Regions from separate parts of the Homo sapiens genome. Here region 1 is linked to region 2. Evidence: chromatin loops called from intact Hi-C (ENCODE). Cell type or tissue: heart right ventricle. All regions are shown on one strand. Links, peaks and the distances in the headings refer to the core of each region. The heading gives the core; the rest is flanking DNA.

Evidence for each region. Hi-C counts contacts between places; a loop is a spot of excess contacts. Peaks named below come from ENCODE experiments on the same cell type or tissue, not always from the same donor. Only the 100,000 strongest peaks of a DNase experiment are listed, where the experiment ranks them.
Region 1: it touches region 2 in a loop (12-fold over the local background); 2 of 110 quality-filtered maps call a loop at or near these places.

What each region holds. Positions count from the first base shown.
Region 1 is chr18:53,544,748-53,560,232 of GRCh38, forward strand. The region is part of intron 2 of LOC124904304; the gene reads right to left. Among named protein-coding and RNA genes, the nearest start is that of LINC01919, 16 kb to the right of the region's middle. In heart right ventricle, for the core only: no CTCF peak of the experiment used is centred there; a DNase peak (open chromatin) is centred at 7,361.
Region 2 is chr18:53,481,971-53,497,455 of GRCh38, forward strand. DCC (DCC netrin 1 receptor) reads left to right here. Exons shown (of 29, transcript NM_005215.4): 26 at 4,827-4,988. All of the region lies in intron 3 of LOC124904304, which reads right to left. Among named protein-coding and RNA genes, the nearest start is that of LINC01919, 79 kb to the right of the region's middle. In heart right ventricle, for the core only: no CTCF peak of the experiment used is centred there; no DNase peak of the experiment used is centred there.

The DNA.
Region 1 (15,485 bases), core at 5,427-9,426, 63 kb after region 2:
GAAGGTTGCCCTCACTTACAGCAGAAAATGGACCTTTTCAGGACCCAAAGCAGGAGGCTACTCCACACCCTCATCCAAGAGGATAGAGAAGCAGAGGCCAGGTGTTAACAGGCTGAATAATTGGCACCCAAAAATTTCAGGTCCTAATACCCGGAACTTGCAATTTGACCTTACTTGGAATGGAAAAAGAGTCTTTGCCAATATGATTAATGATTTTGAGATGGGAGATTATCTTGTATTCTCTGAATGAACCCTAAATATAATCACGAGTGTCCTTATGAGAGAGACAGAGACATATTAAACACAGACACAGAAGAGGAGGAGGCAATGTAACCACGGGGGCAGGGCTAAGAGTGATGCAGTCACATGCTAATGAGTGTTGACAGCCACCAGGAGCCAGAAAAGGCAAGGGATGGATCCTACCCTAGAGCCTCTGGACAGAGGCTGCTCCAGGTGACACGTGATTTCATCCCAGATTTCAGACTCTGGCTTCCAGAACTGTGGGATAATAATTTTCTGTTGTTTAAAAGCACTAAATTTGTGGTAATTTGTTATAGTAGCCACAGGAAACTAATATGCTGGGTTTCAGGGTCTGTGGAATTTTCCTTCTGACAAAATGACTCAGGGACATTTTTTAATAGAAATGTTTGCATTACTACAATTAATGTGAAACCCCCCTGGAGCCCTCTTTTCCTATCTTCAACCCAGCTTCCAGTAATGTCTACTACTTTCACTTTTTTATTGTTGTTTTCATTTTTAATGAGGAAATGGTTACCTCAGTAAGACACCCTACAGAATCTGGCTGCCCAGAAACAAGACTCTGAGATGACAATTCTCACCCTGCCCCATTGTGTAAAGCTCAATCCACACAAGACCACGAATTCTAAAATGTAATAAAAGAAGAGACAAAAGCCAAATTCAAAGAGGCTAGTAAAAGTATCCTTGAGCACTGTCATGATACCCAAAGGAGTGCCCATTGGAGCATTTCAGATTTCAGATGTTCAGATTTGAGATACACTACCAGTATGATGAAAATACCCCAAAACCAAAAATAATCCAAAATTGGAAACACTTCTGGTCTCAAGTATTTCAGATAAGGGATAGTCAACCTGTATTATAAGTACTTTTACCCAGAAAATAGCCATTCACATATCCTTTATGATCTAAAAATATGAGCATGAGGAGAAGACTGTACCTGTAGGGGATTCTAACAGCAATTCTACATCTGATGAGGGTTCAAGGTCCACGCTAAGACTTCTGTGAACTTCCAAAGGGGCAGAGTAGGAAATGTCATCTTAGGTCTTGTTTCTGGGCATCCAGATTCTGTTGGGTATCTTCTTGGTGCAACCATTTCCTCATTAAAACAACAACAACAAAATAGAAGTGAAAATAGCAGACTTTACTGAAGATGCAGTTGAAGACAGGAAGACAAGAGAGGGCCTACGAGGGTTTTCCATCAATTATAGCAATGCAAACATTCCTTTTTTTTTTTTTTTTTGAGATGGAGTCTCGCTATTCACAATGCTGGAGTGCAGTGGCACGATCTTGGCTCACTGCAACCTCCGTCTCCCAGGTTCAAGTGATTCTCCTGTCTCAGCCTCCCAAGTAGGTGGGACTACAGGTGCGTGCCACCATGCCCAGCTAATTTTTGTATTTTTAGTAGAGACAGGGTTTCACCATGTTGGCCAGAATAGTCTCAATCTCTTGATCTCGTGATCTGCCTGCCTTGGCCTCCCAAAAACATTCCTATTATAAAATATCCTTGAGTCAGTTTTTCAGAAGGAAAATTCCACAGACCCTGAAACCATGTAACTCCTGCCCTTACAAAATCTCTCAGACTCCCCTCTTTTTCCCTTCCTTTCATGGTGTCTCTGTTATGTTCTATTCCTTATAGAATATTTCAAAAATTAAAATTCCTCTCGTTCTTTCCCTCAGGGAAGCATGACTACCTGTTTTGTTGTTCAGCCTATTACTAACACTCAGAGCATTAGGCTCTCACCTCCTAACCCAAGAAGCTAATTAAGTTTCTTTCTCCCCAAAGAATTTCTTCTATGGAAGGAATTCTGTGGCCAGCTGGTATAATATAGTGCTTGTTCCGTGGTAATAGTAAATGAAAACTTTATCCTGGCATTCTCCTGTCACATTTATCTATCTAAACGAGAGAGAAGACCTCTAGACCAGACTTTACAGCAAGTAAAGGTATTGCTTCTTCCTCTGGATTCTCTTGGGTCAAATTGGAATGCTCCTTAGACCCAAAGTTACAAAAGGTGATTATTTTCAGACTAAATTTGTGGCCTTCCTAAATGTGCTTTGTACACTAAAGGCATTTTCAACATGACTTTGCACATGAAGGTCAAACTGAAAGAATGAAAGAATGAATTTGTTGAATTCAATTTGTTGTTGCATCATCTTTAAGAAATAATGTACCATATATGGTCTAAGGTCAAGTATTTGATAAAAATAATATAATTAACATATTTAACAATGTTGGGTGTAGCCCACTGTTCAGTTCTAGTTTATTTTCAATAGAAACTCTGACTGTAGTGTCTTCGATTTGAACTGTTTCCCCAGTGTTTCAGAGAAGTTTGACTTACTCTGATAAACAAATAATAAACACTAATAAAATTGAATATCAATATGTGCAACATTCTGTGTCAATTGCAAGTTGAACATCCCTAATCTGAAAATCCAAAATTGGAAATGCTCCAAAACCTGAACATTTCTTAATGCTGACGTAATGCTCAAAGGAAATGCAAGTCTGAGCTTTTAGAATTTTGGATTTTTGGATTAGGAATGTTCAGCTCATAGGTATAATAAAAATATTTCAATATCCAAAAAAAATCTGAAATCTGAAACATTTCTGGTCCCAAGTATTTCAGATAAGGGAGACTCAGCACATATCTCACCTACTACAGAAAACACTCCTATGTGTAAAATACTATCACTGCAAGTTTATTGGTGAAGAAACAGAAACTAGGGTACTTGTGTACCTTGCCATTAATCACCCAATTCAACCAATTCATATGCAAACAGCTGGGCCTTGAAACCACTTCTGTCAGCTCTAAAATATGTACTTTTTATCACTAAATGGAGTAACATTCAACTGCTAGTCCCTAGGAATTCCCTGAGAAAGTGTTTCTAATCTATCATGATTATAGAAACCACCTGGAACTCTTGTTAAACTATGAAACCCTAGGCCCCTATCAGAGACACTAGTTCAGTTGGTCTGGGGTGGGGTCTGAGAATCTGTAATATTTACAAGATCTCCAGTTGATCTCTATTCTCATCTCATGTATCAATAAGAACTCTGCTGTACTCAGTAGAAAATTAACTCAAACTTCTAACTTAAATTTCAGAAAGAAACTATATATTGGCTTGGGTACCTGAACAATGTAGGGATAGACTAACTTCAGACACATCTCCACTATCACCTTCCACCTGGGGGCTCCCATGAGAAAACTGCTTCCTGGATAATGCAAATAGTAGTTCCAGAATTGACTCTCCTTGGCCCTGGTTGGCTAGACATGGATCATGGGTTCTTCCCTGACCCCATCACTGTAAACAAGTGATTGCAATTTTCTTTCTTCTTAGTTTTATTCACCTACTCCTCCTCTGAAGCCCAGGGATGGTGTCAATTGCCTTGGAGCCCATGGGATGAGAATAGAGAAGGAAAAGACACTATGGATTCACTACCAGAAGGAAGGAAAGGTACATGCTAGGTAGCAAAATAACGGAAGTTTACTAGACCTCTCTAGGGTAAGATTTAAAGTTTAGAAGACTACACTATGTTAGTTACCTTAATACACCATCAGAGAATAGGGCTAAAAATGTTTCCTGATCATGGCAAAGATATTTTGATTGCTAAAGTACTTCCCTCCAAACCTATACATTCGGGCTGATTATTCTAAAAAGCCATTGGTATTATTCCCATCAGACTTATGTTTCAAGTCAATACATTTTATTATATTCTTGGATACTTACTCTTATCCAAGCAGGGGGAGGGGAAGTAAACTACAGAGTCTTCTCATTTTGCCTGATTTTCCATTGTTTAAAAATTTTTTTTTAAAAAAACAATCTTACATTTTGTGTGAGGCTTACTAGATTCATGTTAAAGTATAAAGTGAGCTTTTTGGAAATTCACATCTTAGAGGAAATTCCCACATTTTTGGAAATTCACATCTTGCTTCAGTTTCAAGAAGGAAATGTTTACTAAATTAAGATGAAATAGCTGCACTGCCTATTTGCAACTCTCAGTTAAAAATGGGTATACTTTATCACTGAATATTTCCTAAAATAAAACTTTATAACCATCTGGATTCAGTGCTTTCTTGCTGATATTTCTTGTAGATAAATGGCTTCTTAATGACTCTTTTGATCCCAAAGGATGTATTAAACTCTAAAATTATGTGTTTAAGTAACAACCCAAAAAGAGCCAATTTGATCTGCAAGCTTCTTTACCTATCACTGCATTTCAAAATGTTAAGAATATCAGAGAATTTTTCTCAGAAGTTCTTTGCCCTGAGAAAAATTACAGCCAATAGCATTGTCTCTTATTATTAATATGATTAGATATAATGATATGCACCGTTAGTCTCCTTTGTTGTTCTATTCTTTTTGAAACAACTGATCACCCCATCTGTCCTTTCTCTTCAACTCTGTGTTGCATCTACAGAGGCACATTGGACACTGAGGGAATATTAATATTCACTTATTGAGGACAGCAAATTATCAATTAACGTTTTTCTTCAAGTCTTGCAATAAAATCAGATCTAGAATAAAAACAAAGTGTTCTGGAAACAATCTCCAGATTTTTCATAGAGGAGAACATCTTACATTAATCCTTTTTACAAATATATTTTTATATAAATATGTAATTAAATACAGATAAGTGTTATTTAAAGTATAGTAACTAAGACTATGCTACAAATGCGAATGTGAATGTATGTATCTATGAATATGCAGAATGCCCCAGTTATACTATTTTCTTCTCTAGCTTATACTTTAATGCTAACACTGATGAGGGAGTGAATTAGGGAGATTATTTCAGATAATTATTTCGAACACAGATGAACCTCAGAGTTTAAGATACTAAAAAACAGAGCCCCTGAACACCAGATTCTTCTACTTTTGAATCTATGAAAGTGTTCATGGTGCAGAAGACTCATTCCATACTTTTGAAATCTCTTTCATCTTGGCTTTTTCTGTCATGGACAAATACTGCACCTTAGTCCAGAATTATGCTAAGAATTTTTAAATCTAAAATATGAAGGTAAAAAAAAATAAAAAAGATCCTTAAATGTGAGACTTAAAGAGCAATAAAATGAAATAAAATGGAAGTGAGCTTGGGCTTTTCTAGACCAACCTTCCAGAATACCCAGAGAGATTTGAGCTGAAATCTAAGGCCTCCAACAGTGTAAGGGGATCTCTTTTAGTTTTCAGGAATTAAAACAAAGCTTGGACAGTGATGGGAAATTTATTGGTTCACACGATCAGTCTTCAACAACATTAGAAAGCTCATATGCAAACCAGGGACACTGGTACAAAAAAGACTCCCCAGATTTACTGTTCTGACAAGATTGGAATATGCCTGCAGCCAGTGTGTATAGAACTCTGACAGACGGAATACTATGCAGCCATAAAAAGGAATGAATTAACAGCATTTGCAGTGACCTGGATGAGATTGGAGACTATTATTCTAAGTGATGTACCTCAGGAACGGAAAACCAAACATCGTATGTTCTCACTGATATGTGGGAGCTAACCTATGAGTATGAAAAGGCATAAGAATGATACAATGGACTTTGGGGACTTGGGAGGAAGAGTGAGAGGGAGGCAAGGGATAAAAGACTACGAATATGGTGCAGTGTATACCGCTCGGGCGATGGGTGCACCAAAATCTCACAAATCGCCACTAAAGAACTTACTCAAGTAACCAAATACCACCTGTACCCCAATAACTTATGGAAAAATAAATTAAAAAACACAAAAACAAAACAAAAAAAGTGACAATAAAAGTAATGCAAATAGAAAAACAACACAGCATACATCTGTTTACACAGCATTTACATCGTATTATGTGTTGTAGGTAATCTGGAGATATTTTAAAGCATATGGGAGGATGTGCCTAGGTTATATGCAAATACTGCACCATTTTACATAGAGGACTTGAGCATTCATAATTTTGGTATTTGCAGCGGTCCTGGAACCAATTCCATGTGGATACCTAGGACAACTGTTCTCATCATTTCAACCCCATGAGCAGTTTCACTTGTTAGTATCTCTTTGAGAATTCAGTGAGAAAGTATTTATTGATTATTCACTATTTGCTTGATCACCTGAGACAGACACTGCCTTTAAGCTTCCGTTTACTGAGTTTGGGCCCAGACTTACAGAGTCAAACCGGGCTTTGCAGAGAGTATTATATGTAAGCTGAGACCTGTAAGATGAGTTCCATGTTAAACACAGCATTTCTTACACACAGGATAGGAAAGGAACACTGACCCATGTTAGTATTTACCAATTTGGTAAATTTTCAAGGCTGTTTTTGGATGTGGCTTAATGGGAAAGCCATGGTAACACATATGAGATAGCATTGTTTATATACTCTTAATCTTTTAAATTTGTTTTTCTAAAAGGTGGGTACTTGAGTAATGTCTGTTCATTCTTTTATCAAGTATTTGCTAAGCTTCTAACATGAGCCTCATCAATATGACATTTAGGAATAAAGCTTGGTTTATCTCACTAGGGTGTCCTACCTCAGAAGGCTGTTTGGTTGAAGATGGAAATATTGTGAACATTGCTGACAATTCATTTATTCACTTCAATATCTCTTTGTGAGGTAACATATCAGTCAGTAGGGATACTATTGTGATCTTAGAAATAACCATAATAAAAGCAATAGGTATGCCAGAAGCACTAAATTTGAATCCCAGATGGTTCATTCTCTACCTTGAACAATTCACTTAACCCAACTCCTCTCTCCATAAAATGTGGCCAATAAGCCCTGCTAACTTCATAGGTTTATTGCAAGAATAAATTAAAAATATATAAAGCAATTTCTAAGCTGTAAAATGCTATGCACATTGTTGGTATGTTTAAGTTTTTCTTCCCATTCTTCTGTGTGGCGATTACAGACAGAAAATCTGTCTTGTATCTCCTATTTAAGCAAAAGGAAGCAATTAAAGCTGCTTCCATCCTCCTTCTTGTAGCAGCTGACCGATTCTGATGGGCCAGCTTTATTGCCTCCCTCTTATCCCATCACACAAGTAACCTGCCTTGTGGGATTTGAACCGCTGTGTTCTGGCCTTGTGCCTTCTGTTAAGTGGATGTACGCCAAATTACTCGAGCAAAACTTCTCTATGGGGTCACTCCCACACAGAGAGCCAGTGCCAGGAAGTGGGGCGAGAAACCAGAGGACTCTATTAAATTTCCCATTAACTTTGTTCATATGCCCCTACTTGACCTTTCCTTGGCTGTGTCTCCCTGCTGTCCCCTCATCCGAGCAAAAGGCTGCTAAGCTTCTAAATGACTTGGAGTGCCTTTGCACTGAGGGTTGAGAGGTGCAAAGGACTCTGCTGGGTACTAGACAGAATGGTCTTTCACAAGCAGTAATAAGTCACGTTTGAACCCAAGAAACAATTGTGCTTTCAGAAATTCTGTGGCTATTACTAAACATGATTTTTGTTAGTAACGAAATTCAAGTTATTGCTCTTAATTGGGCAGTGTGATTAGCAATTCAATAGTCCAAATATGTAGGTGCTAAACAATAAGTACACATGGAGATAAAGATGGAAATAATACATACCTGGGACTCCAAATGGGGCAAGGGTGGGAGGCGTGTGAGAGTTGGAAAGTTACCTACTGGGTGCAATGTTCAATATTTGGGTGATGGGTATACTACAAGTGCAATCCCCAACATTTCACAATACACCCAGGTAACAAACATGCACATGTACCCCTTGAATGTAAAGTAAAATTCTCCAAATATTATTTCCTGTGAGCATTGACAATTATTCCTTAATTTTAAAAAAAAAGCCTTTATCATCAAATTGGCACATGCAGGTGGTGGTGTCTAGAATTCTGGATATTTCTTGAAAATATGTATTGACTTTTTCAAAAGTATTAATGGATATCAAGAAGGTATGATATATCTTTATTCTCACTTATTTTAAATCAGCTTTGATGAGATGAATTGCTCTACTAGTTTAAACAGTGTTCCCCAAAATTCATGTCTACCCAGAATTTCAGACTATACCGTTATTTAGAAATAAGGTCTTTGCAGTTATAATCAAATTAAAATGAGATGGCCCCTAATCTAATGGCTGGTGTCTCTACAAGAATACAGAAATTTAAATTTGGACAAAGAGATACAGAGAGGAAAAGGCGATGTGAAGACAGAGGCATACCAGTTACACTGGCACAAGCCAAGAATCCCCCAGGAACACCAGAAGCTAGGAAGAGGCAAGGAAGGCTTCTTCCCTAGAGCCTGCAGAGGGAGCATGGCCCTGCTGACACTTTGATTTCATACTCTTTGCCTAGAGAACTGTAAGAGAATAAATTTATGTTGTTTTAAGCCACCCAGATTGTGGTACTTTGTTATGGTAGCCCCCGGAAACTAATATAATTGCATAAAATAAAATGCAGCAGTTATAAGTGCAATGAATTTTGACAAATATCTGCACCATATAACCATAACACTCAAGATATAAAATATTAGAGCCTAAAGAGCTCCCCTTTGTCCCTTCCCAGTCTATATCCCCTCTCCGCCTCTGCCAACACACACATACCCAGCTCCAGACAACTCTTGGCTGTGTTCTGTCATTAGGTCTACTGTAGAATTTCACATAAGTGGAATCACACAGTTTGTGCTTATTTGTGTCTAGCTTCTTTCATTCAAAATGATTTGAGATGCATCCTTGTTGATGTGTATGTCAGTAGTCTGTTCCTTTTTTATTGCTGAATAATACTACGATATATTATCAAAATATGTCATTAAAAATGCACATTATTGAGGTTGGCCACAGTGGCTCACACCTGTAATCCCAGCACTTTGGGAGGCTGAGATGGGTAGATCACTTGAGGTCAGGAGTTTGAGACCAGGCTGGCCAACATGGCAAAAATCTGCCTCTACTAAAAATACAAAAATTAGCTGGGTGTGGTGGTGCGTGCCTGTAGTCCTAGCTACTTGGGAGGCTGAGGCAGGAGAATTGCTTGAACCCGGAAGACGGAGGTTGCAGTGAGCTGTGATCATGCCACTGCACTCCAGCCTGAGCAACAGAGCGAGACTCCATCTCAAAACAAACACACAATTATTTTTGTTGTTATCCTTTCACCTGTTGATGGACATTTAAACTCTTCCAGTCTGGGCTTTTATGAATAAAGCTGCTATAAAAATTTGAACACAAATTTTTAAATGGACATATGTTTTCATTTCTCATGGGAAATAAGTAGGAACACAGAATCATGCAGGTGACATGATAAACATATGTTTAACCTTAGAAGAAATGACTAAACTGTTTCTCAATGATTGCACCATTTTGTGCTCCCACTAGCAGTGTATGAGAGTTCCAGTTGATCAACATCCTAATAATTGATATCATCAGTCTCCTTCATTTTAGCCATTCTATGGGGAATGTAATGGTATTCCATTGTTTTAATTTTCATTCCTTAGTCGTTAAATCTTTTATGTGACATTTGTATATCTTCTTTTGTGAGATTCCTGTTCAATCTTTGACTCATTTACTTAACTGGGTGGTTTGTCATTTTTTTATTAAGCTGTGAGAGTTCTTTATAAATTCTGGATACAAGCACTTTTTCAGATACAGTGAAATAATTGTTCCCAATCTGTGGCTTGAATTTTCATTTATTATTTGTGTATTTTAAGGATGAAAGTTTTTTATTTTGATAAGTTTAATTTATCAATGATTTTCATTATTGTTTATGAATTTTGTGCCCTAAAAAAATTTCTACTCCAATGCCACAACTATTTTTGACTATGTTTTCTTCTAGAAGTTTTATAGTGTTTGCATCTATGTTTAGTTCTATGCTCCATTTAAGGTTAATTTTTATGTGTGATGTTAGTTATGGCCATGGTTCACTTTTTTCCCATATGAATAGCCAATTCTTACAGCACCATTTGTTAAAAAGATATACTCTCCTTCCTAAATCACCTGTGTAACTTTATTAAAAATAAGTCTACCATGTATGTGTGAGTTGATTTCAATTTCTGGATTCTATTCTGTTTCAGAGCAGATATTAAAATATCTTTTTAAAAAAATAATTGGTCTTAACAATGTAAATGTAAAAATGATCCTACTTTATTTCTATGCTAATCAATTCTACAGATATTTAAGAACCAGCTTATTTCAAGGCATTGAATCAGACTCTGTGAATAATGCAAAATTGATTAATATGATATCACAAGTCTCAAGAACTATACAATTTTAGGACAAGGTCAAAAATCCATGCTCTAGATGCTTACATTTGGATTGTGGAGAGGTAGAAATGTGTTCATGATGCTCTGGAATTTTATTCAAATTTTGGTATTATGTGAGCCTTTGTGATTTTTCATAGAGGAATTGAAGGACCTGTCCCTAAAAGAACAACTGCTTCCTAAAAATAAGAAGAAAATGTTACTGTCACCTCTCTCAACATGCATAGTGGCAGAATTAGTATTACAATTACAAATGGCAGAAAACCAGTTGGTTGATGTGATTTCTGAAAGAAAACATTGGCACACTGACTAAAATTCTTTTTTGCTGTTTTATAGAATTTAATCAAAATAGTTTGCACTTATAGACAGGTAATCAGATTTAATTTTTTAAAGAAACTGTATAGCTAAGTTTGTACACACTCATGTACACACTCATCTGTCTTCTTTGTGGCTCATGACAGGTATTGTCTCTGAGCTAATCTTCCCTTGACATATTTCTGAAACATAAAACGGAACCAGCCTAAATTTTCCTGTCAAAAACAAATCCACAATGTGGATATTTAATAGATGTTGAGAGAAAATTAGCAGTGACAAGTTTAATGCTATTTACTTAGGAAATTAAGTTGAGATACTCAGTGAAAGTGGCAGTTAGCAGAAAGCACAGAAGCCATAGGGCAAGATAGCAATTTCTCTTCCATTGCATGGTAGTGTAGCTCAAAGCATAATATTATTATAGACTTCATGTCCGCAGAACACATATGAGTACAATGAACACTCAGGTACTTCTGGAAGTATCTGTACACACTCACTGGTTTGGAAGGAAAAAGCAAGTTTAATTCATCAGAAAAAAAGTCATGTGGCTCTTGCAGCCTCAATCCTTTCCTGATGTTAAAAATCATCTGGTTAAAAATGTTTCTCTCCATGTCCTTCAGATGAGGCACTGTTTCAGACCCCTGTCAACTTGTATTAAGCAGTGCCATCCAGCTTTGTGTTTTCCTACCTGTTAAGCTGGGCTATGCCCCCTACCCTATTGTGTGTAAATGATTTTCATCTGTTCACAATACATAGAATTTATATAATTTGAGTGTCTCTGGCCATGGAGAAGGCCCTAGGCCATGCCTTTCAAATTGACATATCCTTCCTTGACTATAGCTAGATTCTCAGAGATTATAAGGAAGAGAATGTGTCTTCTGAGAATCAATGTTACCTAATTTATGGGGATGTTTTCTCATTACTCTTTTCTAATAACATTCTCTTTCTGCCTCTGCCCTTCTCTCTACCATGTGATGTAATGTGATATGAACACTCCTATTTTGGAGTGGCAAGAGGACAGGATTTGGAAACAGATTTACAAAAAATTGGGCTGAAATAAGAGAGTTCTTATGTACTAAGTCTTTTGAAAATATTAATGCAGACTTTTGAGATGGGATGGGCGTGAGCTGTCTGTCACACTATAAACCTCTCATGTGGTTTGTGGTTCTTGGTTTCATGAGGGTAAATACAATAACCCAAAATAATAACCATGAATTGGAGTATGATGTCTTTATGTAGTCCCATGGCTCCAGGGGCCATTACAACCATAAATCCTGATACTACTGAGCAAAATTCATCAAAATATCTGTCCAATGGTCATTTCTGAATGCAGTCCGACACTTTATTTCTGTCTAGATATCTAAGATTTTGTGAGAAAAAAAAACAACCCACCACATATGATCTAAGCATATTCTATATATAGAAAAACTTCACTGCTGAGGACCACTTGGAGAGAACAATCATGATTAGTATGGAACCAAAGCCGTTATATGATATGCTTAAAGAGTGCAGGTTAATGACTTTTCAGTAAATATAGAAACTTGAAGAAGGCTAACAAATCATTATCAAGCAAAATTCTTTGATCAGCTTTAATGAATAGATAATAAGTAGATCTCTTTCAAAGAAGCACAGCAATTTTTTATGTTAATGGCACTTCTAAAGTGCTTTAAATCAGCCAGTCCTACAACATGGGCTAAACATTTGCCCTACGATCCTAATTGTATAATTAATTTGCTTAGACATCATGATTTTAAATACATGTAAATATAAAAGTAAGTTTTATATTATTTAAATTAAATCCTCCATACCCCCAAGAATTCTAAATCTCAAACCATAGTAAGAATTAAAGAGGTTCATGGTGACTGACTGTTTTTGATATTTCCCTATAAGTTGTATGGAGTCCGTTTCTAAAGGAGAGAGTTTCTGGAGGCAGTTATCTACCTGAAAAAGTTGACTTAAGATTTCATCTTTTGAAAATCACCATTCCCTTGGTATCTACAGTTGTGTATATTGTCAAATAATAAATTAACGATAGATGAAATGGTAGAGAAGAATTTATGTTTGGAAACAGAGAGATACAAGCTGAACTAGCAGCTCAAATGTGAAGAAGCTGTGCGATCTTAAGCCAGGTATTTAACTTAGTTAACTCTTACTTTCCTTATCTATAAAATGAAAAATAAAACTATACAAGAATGTTTGTAAAGGATAAGAAGAGATTAATTGTAAAGTTCCTAGCAGGATTAGTGGCAAATAATAGGCACTCAGTAATGGTAACTAATACTTTTTTGAGATTGTTAGTTTCATTGTTGTAATATGGAATGAAAAAAATGAGAAAAAACAAAAACAAAGAAAAAAGGAATTTGATGCCACTTCCAGACATGCAGAGGCACTGGACATTTACAACACGTAATACAAATATTTGTTCTAAACTAGGAAATAAATGACATGGATTGTACAGGTTGTCAAACCATTAACACAAATGAATATAAAAATCTGACATTTTAAGCCATTAGAAAAATACACATAAAAGAAATAGATGATAAACTACTACAGAGTTACCAGACCTGAACAATATTCAATATGTCAGTCCGTCAGATTTTAGAAGACAACAACAAGCATAGCTTGTTGTCATCTTTATCTGCTGATCCAAATAACACACACAAAATCGCATCCATTGGCTATGTGAATGTCTGAAATGGAAAGAACCATTACCACCAGGGAGAAATGCCATCATTTCTAAATAAAGTATAATAACCCATTTTGACCAATAGAATACTAACCCATGATAAATTTATTAGAAAACCACCATTTTAAATTCAGATGAAAGCATTAACACATGCTATTTATTATGAGTTAGTTTACTCTCCCGTCATCTATGTGTTTAAATATGATATAATAGAAAATACTTTCATTAATCCCGGTTGACATCCTCCAATAAAATTTCTAAGGTCTGTGAAACACAGAAAGAGAAGTAGTAGTTCAGAACTCATGCTCAGGTTTGCCACTGAATCATCATTTAGAGACAATGTCAATGAAATAAAACATTTGTGCAGGATAACAGTCACCTGTTGTTAGAGTAATGCTAAGATGAAAAAGAGAGGTTTTTTTTTTTCCAACTCAAAGCAAAACGGAAATGTTTATTCTCAAATTGGAGATTATGCTTCTTTGAGAATGTTCTCTCCATCACCCATGCTTCATCTTTTTCATAAATCCCATGATTTGCAAAACAAAAAGGGTGTCTCTTTCAACTTGATCTCTTGGAATTGGCATGCATTTGATTCATGAAGGAATTAACCAGTCACTAATGTTAAAGAAAAATCTGGGGCACAATAAACATTTAGTGTGTATTTGAGTAAACAACAATTAATTAATTGGAGAATTATGAAGAATGAACCAAACTTAAAGAGGTTTATTTTTTCGATGACAAAACTGTGTGGTACTGCTGTTGGATACACAGACCAATGGAACAGAATAGAGAGACCTGAAAAAAAGTTTACACACCTACAATCATCTGATCTTCAACAAAGTTGATAAAATAAGCAATGAGGAAAAGATTCCTTACTCAATAAATGATGCTGGCAATTGACTCAAGATTCATTAAAGACTTAAATGTAAGATCTCAAACTATAAAAATCCTATAAGAAAACCTAGGAAATACCCATCTTGATATTGGCCTTCACTAAGTCCTTGAAAGCAATTGTGATAAACACAAAAATTGACAAGTGGAACCCATTTAAACTAAAGAGTTTCCGCACAACAAAAGAAACTATCAACAGAGTAAATAGACAACCTACAGAATGGGAGAAAATATTTATAAACTATGCATCCAATGAAGGTTTAGTACTTAGAATCTATAAGGAACTTAACAAATTAACCAGCAAAAAAACCAAACAACTCTATTAAAAAATGAGCAAAGGGCATGAACAGACACTTCTCAAAAGACATACAAGTGGCCAAGAAACATATGAAAAAATGCCAACACCACTAATCATCAGAGAAATGCAAATGAAAACTACAATGAGATACCATCTCACCAATCAGAATAGCTTTGTTAAGAAGTCAAAAAATAACATGTTGGCAAGCCTGCAGAGAAAAAGAAACACTTATACACTGTTAGTGGTAATGTAAATTAGTTCAGCCTCTGTGGAGAGACATTTGGAGATTTCTCAAGAAACTGAAGAGTTGAACTACCATTTGACCCAGGAATCCCATTGCTGGGTAAATACCCAAAGGAAAATTAATTGTTCTACCAAAAGACATATGCAACTGTATGTTCATCATTGGGCTATTCACAGTAACAAAAACATGGAATCAACCCAGGTGTGCCCATCAACAGTGATATGGATAAAGAAAATGTGGTACATATAAATCATGGAATAGTATGCAGCCATAAAAAAGAAAGAAATCATGCCCTTTGCAGCAACATGGATGAAGCTGAAGGCCATTATCCTAGGTGAACTAACATGGGAGAAGAAAACCAAAGACTGCATGTTCTCACTCATAAGTGAGAGCTAAACATTTGGTAGATGTGGATATAAACATGGGAACAATAGATACTGGGGACTACTAGAGGGGGAAAAGAGGGCGGGAGGCAAGGGCTGAAAAAGTACTTATTGGATACTATGCTCATTACTTGAGTAATGGTTTCATTTGTACTCTAAACCTTAGCATCACACAATATACCTTCGTAAAAAACCTGCAAATGTACCCCTGATTCTAAAATAATGGCTTTAAAAAAAAG
Region 2 (15,485 bases), core at 5,215-9,214:
AAAATGCTTGATGATATCGCTCTCTGAGCTGTTTTACATAAACATAGCAGTGGAGTGAATGCTTTGAGTTGAAGCATTTGTGTGTTTGTGTGTATGTGTGTGTTTGTGTGTGTGTGTATTTCCGACTTTCAAAACTGACGTCAAGGGGAAAAATACCAAAAGATATCCTAATACCTAATGTTTTATCCAACTTACTTTAAGAATGATTATTTTTTGTTATAAGTAAATGTAGACTTCTGTGCCTTTTCAGAAATGAATCATAGAATAAAATACTTCAAGATCGAAGCTTTGGGATACTGGCTATTCTATCTGATGTCACAAAATAATGAACACTTTTGAGATGCAGAAACATACAACAGATTTATTATTTTTGAAAGAAGGTTTATTATTTGTAAACCCTTTGTAATCAGGTCAGCAGCAAAAATACAAAACTATTAGAAAGTAAAATTTCTTTCTTCAGTAATGAAAGACTTGGAACTGCAGTGTAAGTTCAGTCTCTAGAGTGCTCTCAGCACTCTAACTAAAAGATTATATGGCTTGCAAAATTGTTTTATGTTTCTCTCTCCAAATTTGTTTGGCTCCAAATCAGAAGATACGTATGAAACTCTTTTTCTAAACGTACTGTGAAACATTTGTTAATAATATTATTGCTTGTATTATAATATACTCATTTTGATAATAAAATATAGTATGCACAGTTTGTGGAATGAGTATTTTCTATATTTAAAGGAGACTAACATTGTCACATTTATGAGTAAAAAGTATCAATACTGGGAATGTTTTGCAATCTAGCAATCCACTTTAATGACTGCAGTGATCCATTTGATCAGTAAGACAGGTGAAATAATTCAGTTGACTGCCTCAGAGTCTGGGAATTTGAGTTGTTTAAAAATAGACTTTATGCTCTGGTATGGCTTATATTTACAAATGTGTTCAACTACATTATTATTATCATTATTATTATATTAACTATATACCCCAGGAGAGTAAATCATATATCAAGTCACTCTAAAAGTCTCCAGTGTGTTAAAATGACAGATTTCTAAATAATACTCCTAGAAAATCCTTCATATTAAACTCACTTGAAAAATATGAAGTATCTCTAGCACTGTCCTAGAAAAGACACAAAGACAACAAAATTATAACTTATTTCTTTAAGGAATTTATAACATTTTGGCTGGTATCTGGTTTGAATCTCTGATTCTTTTTAAAAGTTTCCTTGTCATTTTTTAAATTTCCCTTTTTCTGGAGTCTGTTTACGTGTTTATATATCCATAATGTGCTTTTCATAAAATATCTTTATTGAGGCATTGTGCTTTGTACTAATTACTCTCAAATGTTCATTCATGTCTTCTCTAAAATAATTTAGAAAAACTATGTATCCCCTCATATATTTAAAATTTGACACTTAAAATATTTTGTTACACATTAAATACCTGTGAAAGATGGAATTTTTCTGATGTAACATGCTTTTAAACCAATCTAAAAGCACAAAAATACCATAGTAGTTTGATATCAACATCATCCCCTTAAAAAATATGTGAGGAAGTGCCTTGTTAACAGATAGAAGTTAACACCACTCATTTTTCTCCTTGAACTGGAATCTACAATTTATTTTCCCCACAGATTAACATACAAACATGATCTATTTTTATGTTTGTGGGTCTTTTTTTGATTATATATCTATCTTATTTTTTTGCAGCATAAAATTTATATAAACCAAAATTTTATTTTATGTTTGTATTTCCAGTGACTATGAGTCTTTGTTAATTTTCTTTCCTATGGATCTTGTTAACATTACAATTAGTGTTTCTCCACAATGGCATATAGCGTAAAATTTTATTGGAGTGTTATCACTTAATGACATGAATGGGGCTTTTTGTACATTAATTGCATACATCCATGTATGAATGTTGCTTATTGCATTAATTCTATTCCAGTGTGCTTGTTGTTGATCTAAACACTGTGAAACCTTTGCCTATGTTTGCATAGATAGATAGATAGATAGATAGATAGATAGATAGATAGATAGATAGATAGATATAGTGTGTGTGTATATATATATGAATGAGTACTATAACAATGAGATCTTTATAGCAATCACTGAACAATTTGAACTTCTCCCAAATTACATGCCAAAATCACATTGTGACTTCTTATTCTGTTATTTTTGATAATTTTTCAACTAACAACTACCTGAGATTTTCCTTCAATTATGCTCTAAATGAAAATGTTAGAAACCACCTGACTTGCAGAAGTATTTGTTACTCATTCAAGTTATTTACTTTCTTGTTTTCTAGGAGGTTCACAATAAAAAGCTGTACCAAAATTTATCAGCAATTTTAAAATAAACTTGAAAATTGCTTTCACCGAGAGGCACTTTTTGTAACAATATATAAAGACAAGATTAGGTTGCCTTTTCTTTTGGTGATTATTTCCTTTGCTGTGCAGAAGCTTTTTAGTCTGGTGCAGTTTCATTTATTTATTTTTGATTTTGAAGCCAAGCTTTTGGTGTGAAACCTAAAAAGATCATAAACAAGACCAAAATCAAGGAGCTTTTCACCTATGCTCTCTCCTAGGAATTAACTTCTGGGTCTTACATGTAGGTATTTTATCCATTTTGTGTTAATTTTTCTGTATGGTGTGAGATAAGGGTCCAATTTCATTATTTTCAATGTGAAAATCATTCCCCCAGCACCATTTATGGAAGAGACTATACCTTTTTAACATAATTTCTAATCAGGAAGTGCAGTGCCTCCAACTTTGTTTTTCTTTCTCAGTATTGCTTTGGTTATTCAATATTTGTTATGGTTTCATAGAAATTTTAAGATTTTTTTCTATCTCTGTGAAGAATGCCATTAGAATTTTGATGGGGATTGTGTTAAATCTGCATATTGCTTTGGGTAGTATGAACCTTTCAACAATCCCATTTATATGTGAAATATATGTGTGAAATAATACATATATAAGCTCAAATACACAGAGATAGAGAATGAAACAGTGGTTCCCACAGGTGGGAGGGGGAGAGGAAATGGGGAGATGTAGGCCAAAGAATGCAAAATAGCAGACATGTGAGATGAACAAGTCTAGAGACCTAACCTACAGCATGAGAACTAAAGTTAATACAATTGTATTGTATTAGGGATTTTTGTTAAATAAGTACATTTTAGCTACTATGTTACTTTGTCACAAAAAGTAACTGTGAGCCGATAGATATGTTAATCTACTTCACTATGGTAACCAACCTACTATCTACATGTATCTATATGTGTCTCAAAATATGTCATAAACCTCTAATATACACAATAACATGTATTTTTAAAAAAATTCTATTAATGTCATCACTCCTCTACACTCCAAAGCAAGAATTTGTGATAGAACAAAAACCCAATAAAACCCAACAATTTTTTACTGAAAAATAAAGACAAGATTAGGAAAATTGAAATATCACTTAGATCTTCACTAAAGCAATTTTTGTTGAAATGATTTATCTTTAAATGATTTATATTTTTATTCAATTTATAGGAAATACTAATCATTTAATCTGATTAGCAGAGTCACTCTTCATTTTCAAACCAGTCCATCAAAATGCTTTATCTGAAACAGTCTGACTTCATTTTTCAGTTTAAGTAAACATGTTCAAATGCATTTTAAGAAACGTTATAAATATACTGAAAAATAAATTCTGGTATATAATTTCAATAGCTAGTTTACTAGAAGCAGCCCTTTTAAAATCTTTTATCTTTTATATATTTAATCTGAATTTTCAGTTAGAATTTAAAAGAAATCTATATGTTGCTTCTCATTGAGTTACAATATGCAGTGTAATTTGTATCTACAATTATAATGTTATAAAATGAGGAATATGACAAAAGAAAAGATTTTCATTTGGTAAATGTGCATGCATGTATGTGTATGTTGAACTCCAGTTATTGGCATTACCATCTAAATAAATAAAAATAAATTATTAATTTCATAGACAGGAATATACTGCTAAAACTGATCATTCAGGTAGCTGACTTAAATTTTGCTTTGGCATAATAAAAGATAGGGAATGCTAAACATTTTATAAGAAAATATAAGATAAAGATTGACTACAATTGGAATATTTAATATATATTATAATTGAATAGCTATTGAATAATGAAATTGAACAATACTATCTAAACCTAGAAGATATTTTGTATGTTTTTTATCTGTGGGTTTCAGCCACTGTAACTAAAAAAAGTTGATATTCCTGAAAAACATTCAGTTACACTTAATATGTCACTCACCTGCACTGATTTGGGTATTTGAAGATATTTTCTATTTAAAGATAAATCCTAAGTATGACTATTGAGAAAACACTTTGCTTCTCTCTCTCTCGACTGTCCCTCAAGAGCAATACATTCTTTTACAGAATTAATGGAAAATTCCCAACATTTTTTCAACCCACTCTACACAATATATTTGATTTGTGAACAACCTAACCTTTCTAATGCCATAGTTCATCCTTAAAAGAAAGACTAAGACCAAGACAAACAAACAACATGACCGACATAAAATGTTAAGGTGGATTTATGGTAACTTGATTAACTGTTTCTTTGTTTGGAGCCCTGGAATGTTTTAAACTGCAGGGTAATATTTCGTAGTATGATGCTTGAGGGATGAGCTGTCTTTTCTAAAGTAAAAAGTGGGATTGGTGGAGAGAGGTAAGTAAGGGAACCTAGTTGATACTATGAAGAGTGTGTATAGATTTGAGGATCTGAAAATTCCACCGTTTTCTTTTTTGCTTGTTGAGTGAATACATAAGGTTCAAAAAACCCATTAACCTTTTTCTTTTGCAGCTGTCGTGAGCGCCATCCCGGTGCCAACGCTAGAAAGTGCCCAGTACCCAGGAATCCTCCCGTCTCCCACCTGTGGATATCCCCACCCGCAGTTCACTCTCCGGCCTGTGCCATTCCCAACACTCTCAGTGGACCGAGGTTTCGGAGCAGGAAGAAGTCAGTGTAATGCATTTTCCTCTCTTTTTAATAAGCACAAATGAATAATAGCAAAGGTGTCTTGTAAAATATGTTGCATTCTGACCTTATCCCTTAGAAAAGTTGATTTCCCTATGACTGTGGTACTAGAATGTTCCTTTCCAACACAGTGCTTTGGATCCTAGCTCATGTGCATTTGTACTGATTCCCTAGGCACCTTTCCACAGCACACTCCACTGACAATACAAGGGGAAGTGGTGGGGAAACAAATGTCAAGTGGTTCCATCAAACAATGATGTGATGGGTACTTGAAATTAATATGTCCTATTAAATAGGAAATTAATAATCAAGTGATATCTTCCAACATATTTGGTATCTGTTGGTTATGTCTCACTGATTGCTGATGAACCAATAACTTGGGTGAATGCTTTAGATTTCTTTAATCAGGTAAGTGATACTTTTTCAGCTTTAAAAATTAATTATCAGAAAAAAAGGATTTCCAGGGTATTATTTCATTTCTTTGAAGGAAGGTAGGAATGAAAAGAGACTCTCAAGCTATTATATACACCCTGGTGATTTCTGCTGTGCCATTTGACTCTTTTTTTTTTTTTTTTTTTGAGCACAGTGTTTTAAAATCTATTTTATGGTTTTCATCTCTTAGAACAGGTGACTCAGCAGCTCATGTGAGATAGGATGTTTTGTAATAGATATGATAGTAACAACAATAAAATATATTTTTGAGGTAAGGTATATTTTTCTAACCAAACAGGGACAGCTCTAAGAAATCATAAATCGTCTAGATACAGCAAGGTTAGAATTAAAAGGCATCAAAGATCTGCCAAGGGAGAATTAGATTTATTTTCTCTTTTCTCACTGCACATAATATCTACAGAATAGAGTTGTGTGCAAAAACTCGAGGAAAAATAGTTGCCCAAACTGCATTGAAGGGAATTAAATAGGAAAGATGTAGAAAGTCTAATAACCAAAATTTTCAAATCCCAAGACAACTGGAAATGGAATTCCAATCAAAGAATTGAGAGCCCACAAGTGCCTTCTTCACTTCTAAAATGAAGCTCTCTGCAACAAAAAAAAAGACAAGTTTTAATGTTAGTTTAGTATTCGGTCTATTGGTTTGTTGTCTCCTACACTCTTTTGATTTCTTGTATATTCTCTGACTTTAAAGGGAAACATGAAAAGAATGTGTAGACTTTCAGAGGCTGAGGTGGGCAGATCACTTGAGGTCAGGATTTGGAGACAAGCCTGGCCAATATGGTGAAACCCTGTCTCTTCTAAATTAGTTGGGTGTGGTGGCGCATGCCTATAGTCCCAGCTATTTGGGAGGCTGAGGCATGAGAATCTTTTAAGCCTGAGAGGTGGAGATTGCATTGAGCTGAGAGTGTGACACTGCAATCCAGCCTGGGTGATGGAGCTAGACTCTATTTATTTCAAATTAAAAAAAAAGAATGTGTAGAATGACCTTTATCGGGTTTCTCCATCATGACTGGTACAAGCCAAAATTCAGGACTTTTAAAATTAGTAATTCACTATTTTTATTCGTGTTGTGTTACTCATTTCTTGTCCCTTTTTTTAAAGGCATAGTTTTCTTTTGAAAATTTATTCATTGAGATCCAACATCAATTTACTCTTTCCGTTTTCCTCTTTCCTCTTAAATTGGTGCAGCATGTGAAACTCTCTCTTATTGAATCATGGGGAAAATGATTCCAAAAGTTAAAGCTCAACGAAAATGAATAAAGGGAATTGACTAGTATAAAATTTGTTTTTATCTGTGGTTAAAAGTCTCATGTGTGACTTGTGATTTTGAGAGTGAGTAGGTTGTGTGTATGTGGGATAGGAGGCTTGTGAGAAATCTCTGTACCTTCTGCTCAATTTTCTTGTGAACCTCAAATGCCTCTAAAAATAAAATCTATTAGAAATTAATTGATTGGGCCAGGCGAGGTGGCTCATGCCTGTATTCCCAGCATTTTGGGAGGCTGAGGCAGGCAGATCACGAGGTCAAGACATCGAGACCATCCTGGCCAACATGGTGAAACCGCATCTCTACTAAAAATACAAAAAAAATTGCTGGGCATGGTGGCATGCGCCTATAGTCCCAGCTACTCAGGAGGCTGAGGCAGAAAAAAAAAAAAGAAATTAATTGATTAAAATATTTATTCTCTAGAAGATGTTTTTATTTTTTAAAGTAAGGATTATTAAATAAAAGTAGTTATACGACAAAATGCTTAGTGATTTTTTAACTTTATCTAAAATGAAAAGGCATTGGATGTTCTACTCCTGCCCAAGATTTTACAGATTTTTAAAATAAATACATCTTCAGTCATTCATCAAGAACTTTTTGAGCAAAGCTATGCACAATGCAAAGCAACTAAGATCTAATATGTGTTCCAAGTGACTGTTTAAAATAAATAACACTCACCCTCCTTTCTAGGAAACTAAATATTCTCTAAATCACTGTCAGAAACAATTAACTAACTTCCCATTTCCCGTCATTCCCTATTGGTTTCTAAATGCCTTAGAGAACACTAAACAAACATTCCTGTTCTCTCTCAAGCAGAAAACATTTCATGAATCTGGGTGGATATATCTTATTAGTCGCCTTGGGAAACAGAGAAAGGCACACGTATTAAAAGAAAAAGTTGACTTTGCCAAGGTGGAAACTCTTTTTCCTCCAAAGTTATCTGAAAGACCTTTGAGTTTTATAAGAAATGAAATGAATCACTAAAGTCCTATTCCAAAGGTCTGCTGCCTTCTGAAGGCACAAATAAAGCTGAATTTCTCTCCAACCATAAGGAAAGAAAAGATATGGTACATACATTTGCATTACATGTATTCGCTGACCTATCAGTAAATAATATTTATATTTATATAGTTGTGATGGACAAATATTTCTTCTTCTTAATAAGTAACTGCAGTACTGCTCTTAGCCTCAATAAGCAAATGAGTTATCCCTAGGGAACAGTTTAGCTGCATTGTATTTGAAAACTTCAACCAATAGATAGTCTTGGGGCCTCATTTCTACAAATCAGTACAAAATTGGTGCCCCCACTTTCTTGTCTTTGAAACAAGTAGGTGGTAGAGGAGCAGTTTAAGTGATTTCCACTCTTCCTTTTAGTTCTGACATTGTCTTAACTAGTGGGAAGGCTGGTCAGCTTTATTCATGCTATTTTTCTGCCTCTGTTCTCCCTCAAATGGGAAATCAACTAATAAATGAAACTTGACCTAGATAAAATGAGGAGTGCAATGGAGTTCATAGAGTAATCTCTAGGGTATTTTAAAAAAATACAGGCTGTAAGAAACTGGGGTTATGTAAAAATATTGTGTTACGTCGTTCTTCTGAGGTTAATGAGTGAATTGGGTTTCTAGAAGTGTTCATGACTCAGTCTTTGCTTAGAGTTATTGGCTTGCTATATTTCTATCAATCACATATTGTAGTTTTTATATAGAAGAAAATTCCTCATTTCCATTTTTATAATATTTTCCCAGTTATTCTGTAGCAATTATTTATATGTATTGACATTAATTATTATAAAGTACCTTGAGATTTGACTCTGCTGTGTAATGGTATGCTATTTGTATAATGAATTCTGACTATTTCATCATGTAACAACAAGTGCCTTGCTAGCATGTATTTGATTCTCACTCGATACTCTGAATTGCAGAGCAGGGGCACGTCATGGACAAAAGCAGGTTTCTTTGCTTTCAGAGATCTTGGCAGAGCTAAATGTCATGCCACTAAGCCAATTTGTTTTGTTTCACATAGGTGTCCTAAAGCCAGTGCCTGAACTGGACAAAAGTGCTCATCTGAAATGAGAGTATTTCACTGGCGGACCAGTTGCTATTGTATTTGTTAAAGGGTTTTTGCTGCCTTAAGTGTCAGGCAGTTCCAAAAAGCATTTATTTTGCTCCACTTAAAATATAAGAATTATGAATTATAGATGGAAATCCTATACCTGTTCATTGTATTCATTTTGAACACAACAGAAATTGTCCCTTAGGGATTGGTGATATATTCCGTCTTGAGGAAGGGCCCTCTCACTCCTGTCTAGTACATTAGGCACTTTCCTATTCTCCCTATGTGGTACTAAGGATGGATTTTGCTAAAGAGGGGACCTACCTATGTAAAGCCATTTTTACTTCTGTCAAAGTCAAGAGCCATATCATGATGTTTGTTTGCAGCCAGGATCACAGGAGCCAGCTGAAAACTTGGGGATAGAAGACTGGGCATGCAGACAATTTTTGTTTTTGGAGATGCTGATGAGGAGCAATGGCGTTAAAGAGTAGGATTAGGAAAAAAGAAAATTCAGTGGCGTAATCAGAATTCATGTGAAATATGAAAGTTTTCAAAATAAGAGACCAAATTTCAAAAGACTAACAAATGCATGTACATTCTATTAAACTTACAATCACAATAATGTAGATTTCTTTATTATACTTTAATTTCTGGGGTACATGTGCAGAATGTACAGGTTTGTTACATAGATATACACGTGCCATGGTGGTTTGCTGCACCCACCAACCCATCATCTACATTAGGTATTTTTCCTAATGCTATCCCTCCCCTACCCTCCAATCCCCGAGAGGCCTTGGTGTACATGTGTCCTCATTGTTCATCTCCCACTTATGAGTGAGAACATGTGGTGTTTGGTTTTCTGTTCTTGTGTTAGTTTGCTGAGAATGATGGTTTCCTCCCTACAAAGGATATAAACTCATCCTTTTTTATGGCTGCATTGTATTCCATGGTGTATATGTGCCACATTTTCTTTATCCAGTCCATCGTTGATGGGCATTTGGATTGCTTCCAAGTCTTTGCTATTGTGAAGAGTGCCACAATAAATATACACATGCATGTTTCTTTATAGTAGAATGATTTATAATCCTTTGGGCATGATTCTGGGCCAAATGGTATTTCTAGTTCTAGATTCTTGAGGAATTGCCACACTGTCTTCCACAATGGTTGAGCTAATTTACACTCCAACCAACAGTGTAAAAGCCTTCCTATGTCTCCACATCCTCTCCAGCATCTGTTGTTTCCTGACTTTTTAATGATAGCTATTCTAACTGGCCTGAGATGGTATCTCATTGCGGTTTTGATTTGCATTTCTCTAATGACCAGTGATGATGAGCATTTTTTCATATGTTTGTTGGCTGCATAAATGTCTTCTTTTGAGAAGTGTCTGTTCATATCCTTTGCCCACTTTTTGATGGGATTTTTTTTTATTGTAAATTTGTTTAAGTGCTTTGTAGCTTCTAAATAAATATTAGTCTTTTGTCAGATGGATAGATTGCAAAAATTTTCTCCCATTCTGTAGGTTGCCTGTTCACTCTGATGATAGCTTTTTTGTTGTGCAGAAGATCTTTAATTAGATCCCTTTTGTCAGTTTTGGCTTTTGTTGTCATTGCTTTTGGTGTTTTAGTCATGAAGTCTTTTCCCGTGCTTATGTCCTGAATGGTATTGCCTAGGTTTTCTTCTAGGGTTTTTATGGTTTTAGGTCTTATGTTTAAGTCTTTAATCCATCTTGAGTTAATTTTTGTATAAGGTGTAAAGAAGGGATCCAGTTTCAGCCTTCTGCATATGGCTAGCCAGTTTTCCCAACACCATTTATTAAATAGGGAATCCTTTCCCCATTGCCTGTTTTTGTCAGGTTTGTCAAAGATCAGATGGTTGTAGATGTGTGGTATTATTTCTGAGGCATCCGTTCTGTTCTGTTGGTCTGTATATCTGTTTTGGTACCAGTACCATGCTGTTTTGGTTACTGTAGCCTTGTAGAATATTTTGAAGTCAGGTAGCATGATGCCTCCAGCTTTGTTCTTTTTTGCTTAGGATTCTCTTGGCTATGATTCTCTTGGCTATATGAGCTCTTTTCTCGTTCCATATGAAATTTAAAGTAGTTTTTTCCAATTCTGTGAAGAAAGTCAATGGTAGCCTGATGGGGTAGCGTTGAATCTATAAATTATTTTGGGCAATGTGGTCATTTTCATGGTATTGATTCTTCCTATCTATGAGCATGGAATATTTTTCCATTTGTTTGTGTCCTCTCTTATTTCCTTGAGCAGTGGTTTGTAGTTCTCTTTGAAGATGTCCTTCACATTCCTTGTAAGTTGTATTCCTAGGTATTATTTTGTTCTCTTTGTAGCAATTGTGAATGGGAGTTCACTCATGATTTGGCTCTCTGTTTGTCTGTTATTGATGTATAGGAATGCTTGTGATTTTTGCACACTGATTTTGTATCCTGAGCCTTTGCTGAAGTTGCTTATCAGCTTAAGGAGATTTAGGGCTGAGATGATGGGGTTTTCTAAATATACAATCATGTCTTCTGCAAACAGAGACAATTTGACTTCCTCTCTTCCTAATTGAATACTCTTTATTTCTTCCTCCTGCCTGATTGCCCTGGCCAGAACTTCCAACACTATGTTGAATAGGAGTAGTGAGAGAGAGGGCATCCTTGTCTTGTGCCAGTTTTCAAAGGGAATGCTTCCAGTTTTTGCCCATTCAGTATGATATTGGCTGTGGGTTTGTTGTAAATAGCTCTTATTATTTTGAGATACGTTCCATGTATGTGTCCAGGAATTTATCCATTTCTCTAGACTTTCTAGTTTATTTGCACAGAGGTGTTTATAGTATTCTCTGATGGTAGTTTGATTTTTGTGGGATCAGTGGTGATATCCCCTTTATCATTGTTGATTGTGCCTATTTGATTCTTCTCTCTTTTCTTCTTTAGTAGTCTGGCTAGCAGTCTATTTTGTTGATCTTTTCAAAAAACCAGCTCCTTGATTCATTGATTTTTTGAAGGGTTTTTCCTGTCTCTATCTCCTTCAGTTCTGCTCTGATCTTAGTTATTTCTTGTCTTCTGCTAGCTTTTTCCTGTCTCTATCTCCTTCAGTTCTGCTCTGATCTTAGTTATTTCTTGTCTTCTGCTAGCTTTTGAATTTGTTTGCTCTTGCTTCTCTAGTTCTTTTAATTGTGATGTTATGGTGTTGATTTCAGATCTTTTCTGCTTTCTGTTGTGTGCATTTAGTACTATAACTTTCCCTGTACACACTGCTTTAAATGTGTCCCAGAGATTCTGGTATGTTGTGTCTTTGTTCTCATTGGTTTCAAAGAACATCTTTATTTCTGCCTTAATTTTGTTATTTACCCAGTAGTCATTCAGGAGCAGGTTGTTCAGTTTCCATGTAGTTGTGTGGTTTTGAGTGAGTTTCATAATCTTGAGTTCTAATTTGATTGCACTGTGGTCTGAGAGACTGTTTATTATTTCCGTTCCTTTCCATTTGCTGAAGAGTGTTTTACCTCCAATTATATGGTCAATTTTAGAATAACTGTGATGTAGTGCTACAAAGAATGTATATTCTGTTGATGTGGGCTGGAGGGTTGTGTGGGTGTCTGTTTGGTCCAGAGCTGAGTTCAAGTAATGGATATCCTTGTTAATTTTCTATCTCATTGATCTAATGTTGACAGTGGGCTGTTAAAGTCACCCACTATTATTGTGTGGGAGTCTAAATCTCTTTGTAGGTCTATAAGAACTTGCTTTATGAATCTGGGTGCTCCTGCATTGGGTGCATATACATTTAGGATACTTAGCTCTTCTTGTTGCATTGATCCCTTTAACCATTATGTAATGGCCTTCTTTGTCTCTTTTGATCTTTGTTGGCTTAAAGTCTGTTTTATCAGAGACTAGGATTGCAACCTCTGCTTTTTCTTGCTTTCCATTTGCTTGGTAAATCTTCCTCTATCCCTTCATTTTGAGCCTATGTGTGCCTGCACGTGAGATGGGTCTCCTGAATACAGCACACTGATGGGTCTTGATTCTTTATCCAATTTGCCACTCTAATTGGAGAATTTAGCCTGTTTGCACTTAAGGTTAATATTGTTATGTGTGTATTTAATCCTGTCATTATGATGCTAGCTGGTTATTTTGCCTGTTAATTAATGCAGTTTCTTCATCATGTCAATGGTCTTTACAATTTGGTATGTTTTTGCAGTGGCTAGTACCGGTTGTTCCTTTCCATGTTTAGTGCCTCCTTCAGGAGCTCTTGTAAGGCAGGCCTGGTGGTGACAAAAATCTCTCAGCATTTGTTTGTCTGTAAAGGATTTTATTTCTCTTTCACTTACAAAGCTTAGTTTGGCTGGATATGAAATTCTGGGTTGAAAATTCTTTAAGAGGCCAGGCGTGGTGACTCATGCCTGTAATCCCAGCACTTTGGGAGGCCAAGGCTGGTGGAGCACCTGAGGTCAGGAGTTCAAGACCAGCCTGACCAAGATGGTGAAACCCCATTTCTACTAAAAATACAAAAACTAGCTGAGCATGGTGGTGGGCACCTGTAATCCCAGCTACTCAGGAGGCTGAGGCAGAGAATTGCTTGAACCTGGGAGGCAGAGGTTGCAGTGAGCCAAGATCGCACACTGCATTCCAGCCTGGGTAACAGAGCAAGACTCCATCTCAAAAAAAAAAAAAAAAAGAAAGAAAGAAAATTCTTTAAGAATGTTGAATATTGGCCCCCACTCTTTCTGGCTTATAGAGTTTCTGCCGAGAGATCCGCTGATAGTCTGATGGGCTTCCCTTTGTGGGTAACCCGACCTTTCTCTCTGGCTGCCCTTAACATTTTTTCCTTCATTTCAACCTTGGTGAATCTGACAATTTGACGATTATGTGCCTTGGGGTAGCTGTTCTCGAGGAGTATCTTTATGGTGTTCTCTGTATTTCCTGAATTTGAATGTTGGCCTGTCTTGAGAAGTTCTCCTGGATAATATCCTGAAGAGTGTCTTCCAACTTGGTTCCATTCTCCCCGTCACTTTCAGGTACACCAATCAGACGTAGATTTGGTCTTTTCATATAGTCCCATATGTTTTGGAGGCTTTGTTCATTTCTTTTCACTCTTTTTGCTCTAATCCTCTCACTTTATTTCATTAAGTTGATTTCAATCTCTGATATCCTTTCTTCCCAAGCTGGCTCTCTAGATTCCTCGTCTCTGGGCAGGGCATCTCTGAAAAAAAAGCAGCAGCCCCAGTCAGGGACTTATAGGTAAAAACCCCATCTCCCTGGGACAGAGCACCTGGGGGAAGGGGCAGCTATGGGCACAGCTTCAGCAGACCTAAACGTCCCTGCCTGACAGTTCTGAAGAGAGAAGTGGATTTCTCAGCACAGTGTTTGAGCTCTGATAAGGGACATACTGCCTCCTCAAGTGGGTCTCCATCCAGCCCATGTATCCTGACTGGGAGACACCTCCCAGTTGGAGCTGACAGACACCTCATATAGGCAAGCTCTGGCTGGCGGGTGCCTCTCTGGGACGAAGCTTCCAGAGGAAGGTACAGGCAGCAAACTTTGCTGTCCTGCAGCCTCCACTGGTGATACCCAGGCAAACATGGTCTGGAGTGGACATCCAACAAACTCCAGCAGACCTGCCACAGAGGGGCCTGACTGTTTGTTAGAAGGAAAACTAACAAACAGAAAGGAATAGTATCAACATCAACAAAAAGGATGTCCACGAAGAGACTCCATCCGAAGGTCACCAACATCAAAGAAAGACCAAAGGTAGATAAATCCACGAAGATTAGGAGAAACCACTGCAAAATGTCTGAAAATTCCAAAAACCAGAATGCCTCTTCTCCAAAGGATCACAACTCCTCACCAGCATGGGAACAAAACTGGACAGAGAATGAGTCTGATGAATTGACAGAAGTAGGCTTCAGAAGGTGGGTAATAAGAAACTCCTCCAAGCTAAAGGAGCATGTTCTAACCCAATGCAAGGAAGCTCTAACCCAATGCACGGAAGTTAAGAACCTTGAGAAAAGGTTAGATGAATTGCTATCTAGAATAACCAGTTTAGAGAAGAACATAAATTACCTGATGGAGCTGAAAAACACAGCACAAGAACCTCGTGAAGCATACACAAGTATCAATAGCTGAATTGATCAAGTGGTTGAAAGTATAATGTAGATTTTATTTCAAAAATGCAGAAAAAGTAGAAAAGGAAAAATTGAAAGAAGGGAGTAAAAAAGGAAATAAAACATCATAAACATATTGTCCCTTTAATGGCTAAACCAGTGTTTAAAATGTAATGTGCATTAATTGCAATCCATATTCAATAGAGAGAATTATTTAAGGCAGATTTTTGAGGAAAATTGTGAAATTTCTTTCCCTGGATGAATATTTTTAATGTGGCATTTATAGACCCTTTAATGAAAAGCTAGCCCATTGGAGATAAAGGAGGAACCTAGAGAAATAGCCACAGGAACATCATTTGTGAGACGCACAATTCACAGAGGAACACAGAAGCCAAAGCATTTTCACTTCCCCAGAATTTCTTCTGTGAAATTACAAACTCTTTCTGATGAATAATTTTCTCCAATCCAACGATTATCTTGAGAATCCTTTGTGAAAGAGCCTGCCTTTTCCTCCTAAGCAATGCCTGCAATCTAACATTTCACAAGCATCCTCTGAGACCTGTGGTTGGAAGGAATTGCTATCAAGGAGGCCCACATTAAGGTAAACTTTCTTATGGGAACAA